Linked DNA regions of Homo sapiens: region 2 is linked to region 1. Evidence: chromatin loops called from intact Hi-C (ENCODE). Cell type or tissue: heart right ventricle. All regions are shown on one strand.

Region 1 (8,000 bases):
GCAGTATAAACCAGACTCCACTGCAGCACCTGATCAGAGAGCACCAGTCTTCTTGGTAAATAAATGTCAATTCATAGTTTTCTTTTATTAATGCTTCAGTTGCAGTTTTATTTTGAAGCTCAGTGATAAATGGAGTAGATGATATGGTTTCTTCCAGTGTCAAAAATTATGTTTTATAATCCAGGAAAACATGAAACTAGTATAAATTGGTTTTATTTTACATTTCAGTTTATTTGCAGTTTAGTTTGTGGTAGGCTTATGTATAACATATAACCAGCAATAGTAAAACTAATATTTCTTTTGCATAAAACCTAGTTTTTTATGCAAAAGAGGTTTATCTGGCTCACAGTTCTGCAGGCTGTACAAAAAGCATGGTGCCAGCATCTACCTCTGAGGAAGCCCCAGGAAGCTTTAAATCCTGGTGGAAGGCAAAGGGGGAGCAGGCATGTCATATGGCAAGAGAGTAAGCAAGAGGGAGATGCCAGGCTCTTTTAAACAACCAGCTCTCGTATGAGCTCATAGAGTGAGAGTTCACTCATTACCACAAGGACAGCACCAAGCCATTCAAGAGGGATCCACCCCCATGACCCAAACACTTCCTATTAGGCCCACCTCCAGTGTTAGAGGTCACATTTCAGCATGAGGTTTGAGGAGGCACACATCCAAACCATATCATTCTGCCTCTGGCCACCACAAATCTCATGTTCCTCTCACTGTAAAATACAGTCACCTCCTCCCAATAGTTCCCCAAAGTCTTAACTCTTTACGGCATCACTCAAAAGTTCAAAGTCTCAGCTGTGACTCAAGGCAAGTTCCTTCCACCTATGAGCCTGTAAGATCAAAAACAAGTTACTGATTTTTAAGATACAATGGTGGTACAGGCATTGGGTAAACAGTCCCATTCCAACAGGGAGAAATCAGCCAAAAGAAAGGGGCAACAAGCCCCACACAAATCCAAAACCCAGCAGGACAGACATTAAACCTTAAAGCTCCAAAATAGTCCTTGACTCCATGTCCCGCATCCAGTGCACACTGGTGCAAGGGGTGGGCTTCCAAGGCTTCTGGCAGCCTTGCCCTTCTGGCTTTGCTAGGTGTAGGCTGTGTCCCATTCCCAGAGTTCCACTAGGCAGTGCTCAGTGGAGACCGTGTGTAGGGGCTCCAACCTCACATCTCTCTTTGGCACTGCCCTAGTAGAGGCTCTCAGTGGGGGCTCTGTCCCTGTGGCAGGCTTCTGCATGGGCACCCAGGCTTAGGGAATCCTCTGAAATCTAGGTGGAAGCTCCCAAGCCTTCTTCGCATTTGAATTCTGTGCATCTGCAGGCTTAACACCACATGGAAACTGCTAAGGCTTACAGCCTGTACCCACTAAGCAGAAAACCGAGCAGTATCTGGGGCCCTTTGAGCCAAGGCTGGGGATGCTGGGAGCAGTGCCCCAAGGCTGTGCAGGGAAGTGGGGCCCTGGGCCTGGCCTCCAAAACCACTTTCCTCCTAGGCCTCTGGGTGTGTGATGGGAGGGGTTGCCTCAAAGATTTCTAGAATGCCCTCCAGGCTGTTTTCCCGTAGTCTTGGCTGTTAGCACCTGGCTCCCTTTTAGTCGTGCTAATCTGTCTAGCAAGTGGTTGCTCCGAGCTTGGATTCCTTCTCTAGTACAGGGCCAGGGTGCAAGTTTTCCAAATTTTTATGCTCTGCTAACCTTGTAATGATAAGTTCCAACTTTAAGTCATTCCTTTACTCCTACATCCGACTATAGGTTGTGAGAAGCTGCCACATCACCTGTTGAATGATGCTTAGAATTTCTTTCACCAGATACCCTAAGTCATTACTCTTAAGTTCAACCTTATGCAAATCCCTAGGACATGGGCATAATGCAGCCAAGTTTGCTAAGGTGTAACAAAGGTGACCTTTCCTCCAGTTCTTCAAACTTTTTTATTTCTATCTGAGACCTCCTCAGCCTGGCTTTCACTCTCCATATTTCTATCAGCATTTCGGTCACAACCATTTAATCAGTCTCTAAGAAGTTCCAAACTTTCCTTTGTCTTCCTGTCTTCTGAGCCTTCCAAACTCTTTCAGCCTCTGCCCAGTACCAAGTTCCAAAGCTGCTTCCACATTTTTAGGTCTCTTTATAACAACACCCCATTCCTTGGTACCAATTTTCTGTATTAGTCTCTTTTCTGCTGCTGTAAAGAAATGCCTCAGACTGGACAATTTATTTTTCAAAGAGGTTCGTCTGGCTCACAGTTCTGCAGGCTATACGAGAAGCATGGTGCCAGCATCTAGTTCTGGTGAGACCTCCGGAAGCTTCCAGTCATGGTGGAAGGCGAAGGGGGAGTAGGTGTGTCACATGGCGAGAGAGGAAGCAAGAGATGCCAGGCTCTTTTAAACAATTAGCTCTCGTGTGAATAACAGAGTAAGAACTCATTTATTACCACAAGGATAGCACCAAGCCATTCAGTAGGGATCTGCCTGCATCACCCAAAAACCTTCCTCTAGGCCCACCTCCAACATTGGAGGTCACATGTCAACATGAGATTTGGAGGGGACACACATCCAAACCATATCAGCCACTTAATGGATATGTGGTTATAGGCATGGTTTCCTAGTTGTAAAAAAGGAATAATAAACCATAACCCTTCAGTCACAAGGCTGTTGAAAAATCAAATGACATGTAAAGATGCTAACACATAGGAGGTAATTCCGTTACCCGTGTCCCCGCCGCCCCTCACCAGCCCCTCCACGATTCTATTCAATTCCTGTGATTTCAGGTTGTTTCTGCTACCCCTACACTGTGCCAGTTCCAAAGATGGATGAAGGGCATGTGACCACACCAAAAAAGGCTTCTACTTAGTGCTAAAAGCAAAATTAGCTCAGTGTTGGTGGTCTTTGCTCCCTCTGCCCTTTGCATTCTGCCTATTCTTTTCCCTTCACAATTTCTGTCATCCTTGCAGTGAATTAAAGATTCTAACCCTAGTCCCTGCCTTAGAATGCCACTAAAGCTTTCATATAACATGTGCAGGGAAGTGAGTTGAGCTTTGTTATCAGACAGAACTAGGTTTGAATTCAAACTTCTCCCTTTGCTAGATAGATGACTTTGGGCAAGCCTCTTAACTGTTCACACTCAGGTAGTGTTCATCTGTGAAAAAAAAAAGTCATGTTTTCTACATTGCTTGTCTATTAATGAGTAACAAATTAAGCATTTAGCAGCTTAAAGCAATGTACATTTATTTTCTCACAGTTTCTGTGGGTCAGGAATTAGGAGTGGCTTGGCTGAGTGATTCTGGCTTAGTTCTCACATGAGGTTGGGATCAAGATGCCCCCAGGGTTGCAGTCAACTGACGGGTTGCAAGACTTGATGGGGTTGGAGGATCCTCTTCCAGGGTGGCTCACCCATAGACCTAGCAAATTAGTGTTGGCTGCTGGCAGAAGGCCTCAACTCATTTCCTCCCCATGAGGACATCTCCAGAGGGCTGCTTGAGTATCCTCTTGACATGGCAGCCAGCTTCCTTCACAGCAAGTGATCCAAGGGAAAGAAAGCAAGACAGAGCTGTGGTGCTTTTTATGACCTAGCTTTGGAGGTTTCGTGCTGTCATTTCCACAACAATCCTATTGGTTACACAGGTCAGCCTGTTCAGTATGGGAGGGGACTACACAAGGGTGTAAATATTAGTAGGTGACTGTAATTGTGTGCCATCCTGGAGACTGGCAACCACTTTTTGTCCACATTCTTCTGGAGTGGGGCAGGGAGGACCCAGACTGGGTTTCCAGGAGCTGAAGTAGGAGAAAGACAGAACTGGTGCATGACATACACAGCAAAACCCAGGACTAGGTCCATGGAACAGAAATAAAACATACCAAAACCACAGAGATTCACAAATGAACATGAAATCACAGGATATGTATAAAGCATGGAAAAGAAACTGTTGACATGGCTACTTTAGAGGCTGTGAAGTGAGGTAGTTCTTCAAAGTGCTGAAAACAGAACCGACTGCCCAATTTAAGAGTGTCCACTGTGTACCAGGCCCTGCACTAGAAACCTTACACAGAATATTACATTTTATTATCACACAGACTCTGCAAAGTAGTTGAAAAAGCCCTAGCCGACTGTCAACTGATTTGGATTCTAGTTCACCCCTGCTGCAGATTAGCAAGTTGTATTGTCTCTTTGTGCCTCAGTTTCCTTGTGTGAAAAAGTAGGAATAATGCTACAGACCCCATTTATTTGTGCCAAGGAATAAAATAAGTTGATACTTGTAAAATACTTAGAGCAATGCCTGGCATGGCATGAGCTCTCTGAAGAACATTAGCTGCCGCTGCTGTTGCTGTTACTGTCATCATCATCTTCAGCCTCCTCTTGATTATTATCACTGTTGCTGCGTAACTTTATCAGACCGCAGTCTCCTAATCAACAGGAGTTGAACGGGAGGCTTAAACCAAAGTCCTTACATCACTGTGGAAGAAGAACCAATGAAAACACTTACAGAAAGCTGCTACTTTAAGGGAAAATGTTTCACTAAGGCCATTTCTGGTAGGCTTAGCTCCAAGTTGGTTCCCCTGTTATGTCTTGGGCTGCAGCTTTTACTTTGCCTCCGTTCCAGGTGGTGATGTTCTGGACTATGATGCTGAACGGTCCTTTACCCAGAGCCCTGCAGAATTCAGAACACCCAACTCTCCAGGCGAGCGCCTGTGATGCCCTGTCTTCCATCTTGCCAGAGGCCTTCAGCAATCTGCCGGTAATGTGAGGGTGTTTTCTCACCCTTAAATCATGGCTGGAGCACCAGAGCTAGAATTTGATGCTTTTGCATTTTGAACCAGTATTCAGCATCATCTCTGATGAAAAGGCGCTAGTTCTACTTGAGTTGGGGATGAGGGCACTGGGGAACAGCAAATAGGAAAACTTGAAGCCTTAATATATCAGGAAAGCTGTTTCCCCCTGTGCATGAGAGTGTAGGTGGTAGAGGCAAGGGTAGAAGAAGCTTGGAAGGCAGAGAGATTTCAGGAAGATTTCATATCCAAAGTTTAAAAGGCCTGAGTTAAAGCCCAGCTCTTCGACTTGCTAGCTGACTCTTAACCTCTCTAAGACTTGGTATTATCATCAATAAGATGGTAGTCATGTGAAAAATAACAAGTATGTGAAAATACTTAGATTTGTTGTCCAACACATATGGTATTTGTCTTAGTCTGTTTGAGCTGTTATAATAAAATACCATAAATTGGGTGTCTTCTAAACAACAGAAATGTATTTCTCATAGTTCTGGAGGCTGGAATTAAGATCAAGTCACTGACAGACACAGATTTGGTGCCTTGGGAGGGTTCGCTCTCTGGCTCACAGATGGCACCATGTGAGCTGTGTCCTCAGGTGGTGGAAGGGGCAGGCAGCTTTCTGGGGCCTCAATCATAAGGGCACTAATCTCTTTCATGAGGGCTCTGTTCCCATGACCTCATCTCCTTCCCAAAGCCCCACCTCCTGATACCATCATCCTGGGAGTGAAGATTTCAACATAGGAATTTTGGGGGAGCATAAGCATTCAGAATACTGCTATTCAGAATAGCAGTATTCAGACTGCTTTTTTTCTTTGGTCCTCAGTGACATTTGCCTCCATTCTTATTTACATAAATGAGCTTCTATAAAGAAGGCAACTTTAATAAAGGTTAAATGTGATGAGATGCTGTGTGTGTCTTGCACAAAGTGGGTGCTCAGATAATTATGGAATCTGAATTGAACCTGCTTTTTACCAGGGTAGCCTCAAGGTCGCAATGGTGTTCAACTCCTGATTATGGTCTCAGACACAGATATTTCACATCTTTTATGGAAGCCTTTGGCTTGTAGTTATTTCATTCTCATTTTTCCCTTGTCAACCTTCTCATTGCAGAATGACAGGCAGATGCTGTGCATCACAGTGCTGCTCGGGCTGAATGACAGCAAGAATCGCTTAGTGAAAGCTGCAACTTCACGGGCCCTGGGAGTCTATGTGCTTTTTCCCTGTCTCAGACAGGTCAGAGTGAGCCTATTTAGCTCTTCTGTGCCCCTTTTGTAGTCCATGACACCCCTATTTTGTGGATATAGAGCTCCTGCATTGGATGGTAAAGGAAACTAAATTGCTTTGTAATCTGATATCTGTAATTGCTACTAAAATATGGTCATGGGCCAGGCATGGTGGCTCATGCCTGTAATCCCAGCACTTTGGGAGGCCAAGGCGGGTGGATTGCTTGAGCTCAGGAGTTTGAGACCAGCCTGGGCAACTTGGCAAAACCCTGTCTCTACAAAAAATTTTAAAAATTAGCCAGGCATGGTGGTATGCACCTGTAGTCCCAGCTACTTGGGAGGCTGAGATGGGAGGCTCACTTGAGCCTGGGATGTGAAGGTTGTAATGAGCAGAGATCATACCACTGCACTCCAGCCTGGGTGGCAGAGCCAGACACACACACACACACACACACACACACACACACTCTCTGTCTCTCTCTCTCTCTACATATATATATGTAGTGTTATACATAAATATATATATAACTACAGGCATTACCATATATATAAATGAACTAAGGCATTACCATATATATATATATATATATATATATATATATATATTATATATATATGTTATTTATTTTTAATTTTTAATTACTTAGCACACAGCCTGGGACCTTAGGCACCCAATAAATGCTTAAATTAATGAATGATCTAATAAAAATGAAATGGGTCATTACCAGGTGGTAGTCATCATTTAGAAAGCTGACATAGTTTTTACTAAGAAGGAAATAATGTCCTCTTTCACTCTTACTTGTGACATTTATCTCACTGAGTGATGTGTAGTACATAGGATGTGTTTTGGAAATGCATTTCTTTTTCAGAACATTATTTCCCGAGACGGAAATCAACCAAGCACAGAATTCACAGATAACTGTCCCAGGCCAGCTTATATATTCGATGTTCATAACAGCAAAATCCATAGGCTCCTCGGGTGTCCATGGCACATACCAAAATTATGGGAGCTTCCCCTGGGATTTTTTTGAGTGTCCAAATTGTAAAATATAAGAACAGTAAATTGATTGAGTAGATGAATTTTTATTTCTAAGTAGAAATGTGCATGAAGGCTTCTAGCTTTATCTGAAAATAAGTGAGAATTTCAAAGGTAGCAGCATGACCTGCTAAAGTAACTGCAGTGTTTTGTTTTGTGTTACAGGATGTCATATTTGTTGCAGACGCAGCAAATGCAATATTGATGTCACTTGAAGACAAGTCTCTGAATGTTCGAGCCAAAGCAGCCTGGTCCCTGGGCAACCTGACAGACACTCTGATTGTCAACATGTAGGTGACTGAGCTTGCTTTCCCCAGCTGACTTCTGAGATTGAGGGCCCAAGAGAATGTCCTCGATCTCTACCATGAAAGAATCAGCAGTAGTTCCCGCATATTATGCAGTCAGTCTTCCTGCTTTTTTTGTTTGATATTCCTTCAGAAAATAAAATTAATAAACTGTTCTTAATATATATTAGGAATGCATTAAGATATATATGTATTAAAAATACTGTATGCCGATATAAGTAATATGTCTACATTATAGAAAACATAAAAGCAAAACCTTAGTAATGGTTACTGTACTTTTAAAATGCATTTAAAAAAATTTCTTAAAGTAGTATATTCACAGGCTAAAAAAAATCCAGATAGTACAAAGCAGCATTCAGTGTGAAGCCTTTCTTCTACCCTGACACCTTAGTTCCCCTCCCCAGAGGTAGCTGGTTATTCATGTGCACGTGTCCTGCTTTTTGTCACTTCAGCGTATAAGCAACATGTAAAATGTGTAAGCATTCTATTATTGACTTGTTAGAAATCCTTATTTATGATTACATAATTATCACTGTGTGATGATTAACCATTTTTCTATTACTGAACATTTGTTTTAGTCTTTAGGCTTGTAGGCTTTTATATTCAGGGAATATTTTTGTGCATGAAATCTGCATTTTGAGATTTTTTTTTTTTTGAGACATTCCTATGTGGGGAACTA
Region 2 (8,000 bases), 96 kb after region 1:
GGATTGGATAGGTGGGTGGAGAGAAGCAAGAATGACCTCTGGGTTTTTAGTCTAAGCAGCTGGCTGGATGGTGGTGTCATTTCATTGGGTTGAGGAAGGAACTGATTTTGAGGAGAAAAATCAATAATTTTGTTTTGAACATGTTAAGTTTGAGAGGCTAAGTAGAATTGATAAGAAAGTGGTTCCAAATATATGTCATGAACTCAGGGTAGAGGTTAAGGCAATAAATTTTGGTATCAGGAGCATATGGTTGATATTTAAAAACCACAGGACTGGACAAAACTAACCCAGGAAAGAGAGTGTAGATAGAGAGCCCAGTACTGGACATGACCACAATTAGAAGAGAAACAGCAAAGGAGACTAAGAAGAAACCAGCAGTGAAATATGAGAAATAGAAAAGTGTTGTGTTAAAAGTCTAGAAAGAAAATTATTCAGGGAGGGAAGATGGAAAAAGAGAGTGACCTTGAAATTTAGCCATACAGAGGGAGTTGATGATCTTGACAAGCAATTCATTGAAAGGAAGAGATGGAATCCTGATTGGAATTGGTTAAGAAAAACACAGCAGATGTCTGGTATTGATGAGTTTTTTTCATTTACAGGCTAGAAAGGTGTCAACTATGACAAACCGTGAAGACTTTTTCCTTATTCTATGAAGGGAAGATCTAAAATCCAAACAGGTTTAAAAAGTCTCTTTAAGCAAAATGATCCTCCATTCCATTATTGTGAACTCTGACATCCTGCCAAACTCATATTTTTTACATATCAAAATAAAATATTTGTAGCAAATTAAAACCCTTTATTAATACTTTATCTTTGTATGTTGCTCTGATAAATTTTGATGTTTTTCTTTTGGTAGCTTAATTTTTTTAAATCCTACTTTGGACCATTTGAGCTTCTGGGAAGTATTTTGGATTGTTGGAATTACAGACTTCATTCTGAAATTCTTTTTCATGGGCTTAAAATGCCTTATTTTATTGGTGCCTTCTTTCATCATGCCTTTTAAATCTAAGGTAAGAAACTCACTTATGCTTTATTGGAGTGATGTTATCGAATCACATTAATGCTATTTAGTCTTTGTTTAAATGAATCCTCCTTTTGCAGTTTTTCAGTTTGCTAACTAGCTTAATTATCTGTATTATTTCAGCTTAGCAACCATTTGTTCAGGCACTTGAACCTGATTATTAACCTATTTGGATAAAATCAGAATTATATTTGCTTCAGAATAATTTTAAAATCAGTCCCCACATCATATGTGGGAAACTATTTAGATGTGTACTTCTGTTCTCCAGGGCATTATCAATTGACAGTTGACTATGTACAATTATTCAGTGGTTTCCCATATGCACTAAAAACTTTTAAATTCTTATAATCAGCAAAAACATACTCACATAGGTTTTACTTGCAGTATACATAAAACATTCTCATTGTATCTTTTTTTTTGGTTTTGTTTTGTTTTGAGATTGTCTCTCGCTCTGTTGCCCAGGCTGGAGTGCAGTGGTGTGATCTTGGCTCACTGCAACCTCCGCCTCCTGGGTTCAGGCAGTTCTCCTGCCTCAGCCTCCTGAGTAGCTGGGATTACAGGTGCCCACCACCACACCCAGTTAATTTTTGTATTTTTAGTAGAGACGGGGTTTCACCATGTTGGCCAGCTGGTCTCGAACTCCTGACCTCAGGTGATCTGCCCATCCCAAAGTGCTGGGAGCCACTGCGTCCAACCTAGAAATTCTTTCAAAGCAGGCCACTCAGTGACTGTAATATGTGAGAACCAGCTTGAGGTTCAGTCATAATCATTATGAAGATTAATTTTATAGTTATTTATATTATTGTATAATATACTCAGTGTTCTCAGTCTAATATTGTTTGTGCTATGTAGTTAAGTAGTTTGGGTAGCTCTATTTGTTTTCTTCTTATTTTTTAGGGTTACTGGTATATGCTTTTAGAAGAATTGTGTCAATACTACCGAACTTTTGTTCCCATACCAGTTTGGTTTCGCTACCTTATAAGCTATGGGGAGTTTGGTAACGTAACTAGATGGAGTCTTGGGATACTGCTGGCTTTACTCTACCTCATATTAAAAGTAGGTAACATTACAAATCTTGTCACTGCATGATTCACATTAATGATTACTGATACATACTACTGTTTTCCTCTTTTAACAGTTTTATAGTTTATCTTCATATCACTAGTTTGAAGTAATAGCAGGTTCTATATTTGTTTAGAAATGGAGAAACGGAAATAGACTATCTTAATCCAGCGGTCCTCAGGTTTCACTGGAGGGAAGGGGAGTCGACCTTCACATAGCGTGGATTATCTAAGTAGGGAAAACAAGTGGAATAGAACATACCCATCCTCAACAGTAACATTGTCATACACATAATTCTTAAACTAGTAGAGTATCTTGTCCTGTTCTCTCCATGCCTGCACCCCTCAACCTAATAATCACTTTATGAAACTTTAAAATCTAAATGTTAAAAACAGGTGAATCAGATAAAATTGCTTTGACTTTGACATAGTTGTATTTGTCTTGATCAAATTGTTACTCTAGGTGTTTAAATGTACTTCAGCTTGCTGAGATGGCTCAAATCTATAAATTGAATAAAATACTCAGCACAAAATGATTAGATGTGACATATAATGAACATTAAGTTAATATGAGGATTTGATGTTATGGGATTTCAGCTTTGGTTTTTGGGTTTAGCAAATAGGACTGTTTGAATTAATAAATGATCTCTTATTTCTCTTTTCAGCTTTTGGAATTTTTTGGGCATCTGAGAACTTTCAGACAGGTTTTACGAATATTTTTTACACAACCAGTAAGTACTTTTTATCAGTTAAGAAAAACACCTTCACCTTTCTTCACTGCAAAAATTTTTTTAGTTCAGCAGTTTTACAAGAATGGATTTCATAAATAGATGATCCTTTTCTTTTACTTTGATTATTTTCTAGTACTTTGGCACTTGGGGCTATAATAATTTAGGAGTTTTATCTCTGTGATCAGATTCTTGAATCACACATTGACAACCACCTGCTAATTGTTGCAGTGCTTATATATTTGAACTTGTCTCTTGCCTCTTCAATCCACTGGACATTTTTAAGGCTTGTAAACCCTTAACAATCTTATGAAATTGTGTTCCTCTTTTTTAATCCACAAATGGGGGCTTTGTTTGTTCCTATTAACTCCTTATTCACCTGTGAAAATCCTTCCATTGTAATTTATTGTTTAGAAAGCTCACTGCCAAAAATCATGTCTCTTGCAGTTTTCTTACTGGAGCAGATTTCCCCATTGCTCAATTATATGTGCATAAATACGTTCATGGCATGAAATTTAACAATTAATTGAGTCTCTGGTGTCATTTATAACATTATTGTGTGATTCTATTGATGTTGCAAATTGCAGTGAAAGGATGTCATAGAGAACCCTAATTTACCACTTAGTAGCCTGAAAGGTTCCTAGTACCTATGTGTGGTCAGCAGACTTCAGGGTTTGATTCTCAATTTTGCAGTCATTTCATCAGGGCCCAAGGAGACTGACTTAAAAGAATGCCAACCGAATAATATACCGTAAAAATAAAAAAAGAATTATGTCTACAAAGTAAACGAGACTAACTGGCCAGGGCCTTTTCCCTAAGATAGAGTTAGCAATGTAGAAACAAACTTTGCTACATCCTATGCAAGCTTGTTTCTCTAGACAAGACATAATAAAATTCAGAGAGTTCAGCTTTGTCCAAGTCAGTTCAACTGATGATTATGTGAGCATCAACCATTTTACTATAATTGGTCTTGTAAGATTTGTGCCGAAATACTCTCAAGAAAATACCCTGATATTCTTTCTCTGAGACAAACTACAGAGAGGATATCAGTCATCAATACTTGGATTTGTTCAAGTCTCCTTTACCAGGGAAATGGCAGTTACTATCTGGAGAGGGAGTCTCCAAGATGCCAGATGAGTAACGTCTTAAAAGCTTGTCAGCATAATTATCTGCAAATGTACTTTGCTAAATGACACCTTACTGAAGGGAAATTGACACCAAGATCATCTAACAGTATCCTGACTTATTTCTGAAATCTTTATTACCAGTTTCAAAAAACCTCAATTTTTAATATCTTTATCCTTTGAGTTTTACTTTGATTTTGATGTTGTTAGCCTGAGACGTTTTAGTACAAGAAGTTTAGATAACTTCAGCTATGTTAAGTCATGCTTTACCCTCATGACCGTGACTGACTTGGGTGTTCTTACATCTCTTTAGTTACCTCTTCCCCATCATTTCTACAGAAAGCAGGTTTCATTTGTAACATTTTGATTTCTCCAAATTTCACTGAGGGTTATTGACATCACATCTAGTTAATGACTAAGTTCTGAATCTGGTGAGGAGGTTAAAATCTTAGAGACGAGTAACTTGTTATTAGGACATTAGAAGAGAAGAAAATTCAAATAATTGCATTTTTGTTCAGTTAGTTTTGACAGTAGTTATTCTACCAAAGCGACATTTACAGTTGCAGTTTCTCCGTAAAACTTTTTTATGTTTAGCACTAAATGCTTTTTATAATTTCGAATAATTTTTAGACCTAGTGGCAGAAAATTCTTCAGTGGTCCCTAAGTCTTCTTCATATTGCACTCACTTGGAGACCTTTCAAATAATAGATTACTGGGTCACATCCCAATATGTCTGGTCCTAGTGAATTGATATTGTGTGGAACAGAGAAATCTATTTTTAAAGCAAGCTTTCCACATGAGTTACATTCAACCAGCCAACCTCTGGCTGGATTGACTTTATGAACCACTGCTGCAGGTAATAAGCTCAATTTGGCAGTCCTGGGTCAAATAATACATGGCTATAGATTTTATAATAGTTACATTTCAGATTGCTTAGTCTCTTAAGCCAGTTATGTTGAATTTGAAGCACTATCATCCTTTGTAAAGCTAGTAGATCTAACAATCTTTCAAAATCCTATTATGTATTATTTAATGATTTCATTTTGGTGCACTCAAGAGGTGGTTCTGTATATGGCTCAGCTTTGAGATGTTTGTATCCTTTGGGAAGTTTTTCAAATGCCTGGTTCCAGGGAGATTTGAGAAGTACAGCATTACTTATGTAATTTGAGGAACAGGAAAGAAAGAAATTTGTAGATGAACAGAACTTACTATCTTCATAGAGTTATGGAGTGGCTGCCAGCAAGAGACAGTGTTCAGATGTGGATGATATTTGTTCAATATGTCAAGCTGAATTTCAGAAGCCAATTCTTCTCATTTGTCAGGTAATTACATTTTTAAATTTAAAAACCTAAATACAACAGTTCTCTGTGACTTGCAAAAGTCAAATTTATGTTTGCTGTAAGGCAAAAAAAAAAAAATCTAGTGTTTAGTGGAAGGTAGCATTCAGGGTACATACTAGTGGATTGGCTAAGTTTTGTCCCTTATGTTCTGATAATTTTTATGCAGAGGAGCGTATGAAGGGGAAAAAATAATTCAACTGGCAGATTGAATACCAAAGTGATTAAAAAACAGGCTATTTTATAATTGGATACTAGCCATGTAGAACAATACTGACATTTGTTACTGGATTGTGGCCCTTTCCTATACTTTATGGCAGTTACTAGTAACTCAAAGACCTTAAGCAGTTATCATACTTAATCTTAAAGGTGTCACCTAAGGATAGCTTTTATGGTTAAATGGATGGTACAGCCAGAACACTAGTGGCTCTACCAATCATACTGCTCTTTGTCTTCTTGAATGTCTCATACGTTCTCCATTTTCACAATTGTAAAATGAGGGGATTAGTGCTCTTCAAAATCCCTTTCAGGCTGGACACAGTGGCTCACGCCTGTAATCCCAGAACTTTGGGAGGCTGAGGTGGGTGGATCACCTGAGGTCAGGAGTTCAAGACCAGCCTGACCAACATGGTGAAACCCTGTCTCTACTAAAAATAAAAAAACTAGCTGGGCATGGTGGTGGTGGTCACCTGTAATCCCGGCAACTTGGGAGGCTGAGGCAGGAGAATCACTTGAACCAGTCGGGGGCGGAGGTTGCAGTGAGCCGAGATGGTGCCATTGCACTCCGGCCTGGGTGACAGAGCAAGACTTCAGTCTCCATCTCAAAAAAAAAAAAAAAAGAATCCCTTTCATTCCCTACAATGTGATGGATTTAAAATGATTATCAAATATCAAATCTAATTCTTAATTCCATTACAGCATATATTTTGTGAAGAGTGCATGACCTTATGGTTTAACAGAGAGAAAACATGTCCACTCTGCAGAACTGTGATTTCAGACCATATAAACAAATGGAAGGATGGAGCCACTTCATCACACCTTCAAATATATTAAGTTGTATAAACTATCAAGGCCACAAAATACTAATGTCATTTGGTCATAATGACTACTGATAAGGCATCAGAATGGATTTTCAGGGCTACCAGAAAAATGTTTCCAGATGGTTTTAGAATGTAGGACTTATGATCCAATTCACCAAAAGATTAAATGAAACCACCCTGTGTTTTAAAATATATATAATGTTCAACCTAATGTATATGCAACATTTATTCTATTCTAATTATTTGACAGGTAACTGCAGTGTTAAATTGTAAATGTGTTTTCTTTATGTTACCAAAACAGCAATTTGAAATTAGAACTAGTGGTTTTAGAGAACTCAGGTATTCTTTCCTGACATTGTTTTCAGAATAAAGAATATTTTTCATAATATTTTAAGATACATACTATCTAAAAGTAGAATTTTGTTCAGCATTGACTTTTATAATTCCCATCCTAAAAATTCTTAATATTTTCATAAAATTTGTATTTTTAAATGAAAATTCTAAATGTTGTATTTTATCAGTAACATTTTCTAAGTGAAGATTAATTTACTGAGGATGATACATTATAGTATTGTATTATTCTCTGTAGTAAGATTAGTAATAAGTGAAAATAAATGATTTAAATTCATTTTGTCTCTGGACGTCATAAATTCTTCCTGCCATCAGCTTTAATGTTCATGATCATGCTTTTTGTATAGTACCATGGAGTATCTCGAAGTAACTATTAAAATAATTCATGTGGATTATAAACAGCTGGCTTACTTGATGATTTGAATAGTATAGAAAACAAGACAAATGGCCAGGCATGGTGGCTCACACCTGTAATCCCAGCACTTTGGGAGGCAGAGGCAGGAGGACTGCTTGAACCCAGGAGTTCAAGACCAGCCTGGGCAACATCCCATCTCTATTTAAAAGAAAAAAGTTTCAAGACAGATGCCCTAAAATCTTATAAAAAATTGCCCTTATAATTAGTCTTCTCCATAAAAGTTTTGGAATTTTATGCTTGAATCACCATCAATTGGAAGATTGAAGCTCGCACTGAGAGGTGGTCATGAGGTTTTGATAGTGTGGTTTGTTCGCCTCTAGGTATTTGTGCAGGGTGCTAGAAAAGAGAATGAAGCACTTTCTCCCCTTGTTACCTCTAAGGAGGAATCTGAAATCTAAAACATGTCTGAAGGGCTGCTAGTGCTTATATCCAAGTTTAGAGTACATCTATCAGTTTGTAGTCGAGGAAAAGGTGGTAGAAAGAACTTAGGAAGCAGAGGTAGAAAACAGATTTGCTGTACTGATAAGACAAAAGCTAAACTAGCAAATGAATTGTTTAGTTTAGCAAACTGACCAACTGGTTATAGAAGGCACTTCCATGACTGTACAGCCATCCAAATTGACAAACAAACATTAGGAAGCCTGTACCATTTTTTTCTCTCCAGGTAAATACTACCAGGTTGTAAGTACAACTATATTCAATTACAGTATATTTTACTCTGTTATCTACTTTGAGACCCACTACAAATATTATTTAAATGGCTTTGTGGTGATGCTAATAGTTGTATTATTTAGGTATACGGCAGAGGATGGGTGAGAAAAGCAATGTGGGATTACAATTCGGCTGTGAAGGATAGCCAAGATGACTTCCTGTTCAAATACAAGAATAGCATTTTACTTCAGCCCTATTAGAATACCTATTTA

Evidence for each region. Peaks named below come from ENCODE experiments on the same cell type or tissue, not always from the same donor. Only the 100,000 strongest peaks of a DNase experiment are listed, where the experiment ranks them.
Region 2: it touches region 1 in a loop (2.3-fold over the local background); 6 of 110 quality-filtered maps call a loop at or near these places.

What each region holds. Positions count from the first base shown.
Region 1 is chr17:60,047,570-60,055,569 of GRCh38, reverse strand. HEATR6 (HEAT repeat containing 6) reads left to right here. Exons shown (of 20, transcript NM_022070.5): 14 at 1-55; 15 at 4,593-4,727; 16 at 5,868-5,990; 17 at 7,182-7,306. Among named protein-coding and RNA genes, the nearest start is that of MIR4737, 8.5 kb to the right of the region's middle. In heart right ventricle, no CTCF peak of the experiment used is centred here; a DNase peak (open chromatin) is centred at 3,412.
Region 2 is chr17:59,951,301-59,959,300 of GRCh38, reverse strand. It overlaps RNFT1 (ring finger protein, transmembrane 1), which reads left to right. Exons shown (of 9, transcript NM_016125.4): 5 at 857-1,010; 6 at 1,919-2,077; 7 at 2,748-2,813; 8 at 5,155-5,256; 9 at 6,190-7,061. The coding sequence ends at 6,324. Among named protein-coding and RNA genes, the nearest start is that of RNFT1, 9.4 kb to the left of the region's middle. In heart right ventricle, no CTCF peak of the experiment used is centred here; no DNase peak of the experiment used is centred here; H3K27ac peaks cover 306 bases.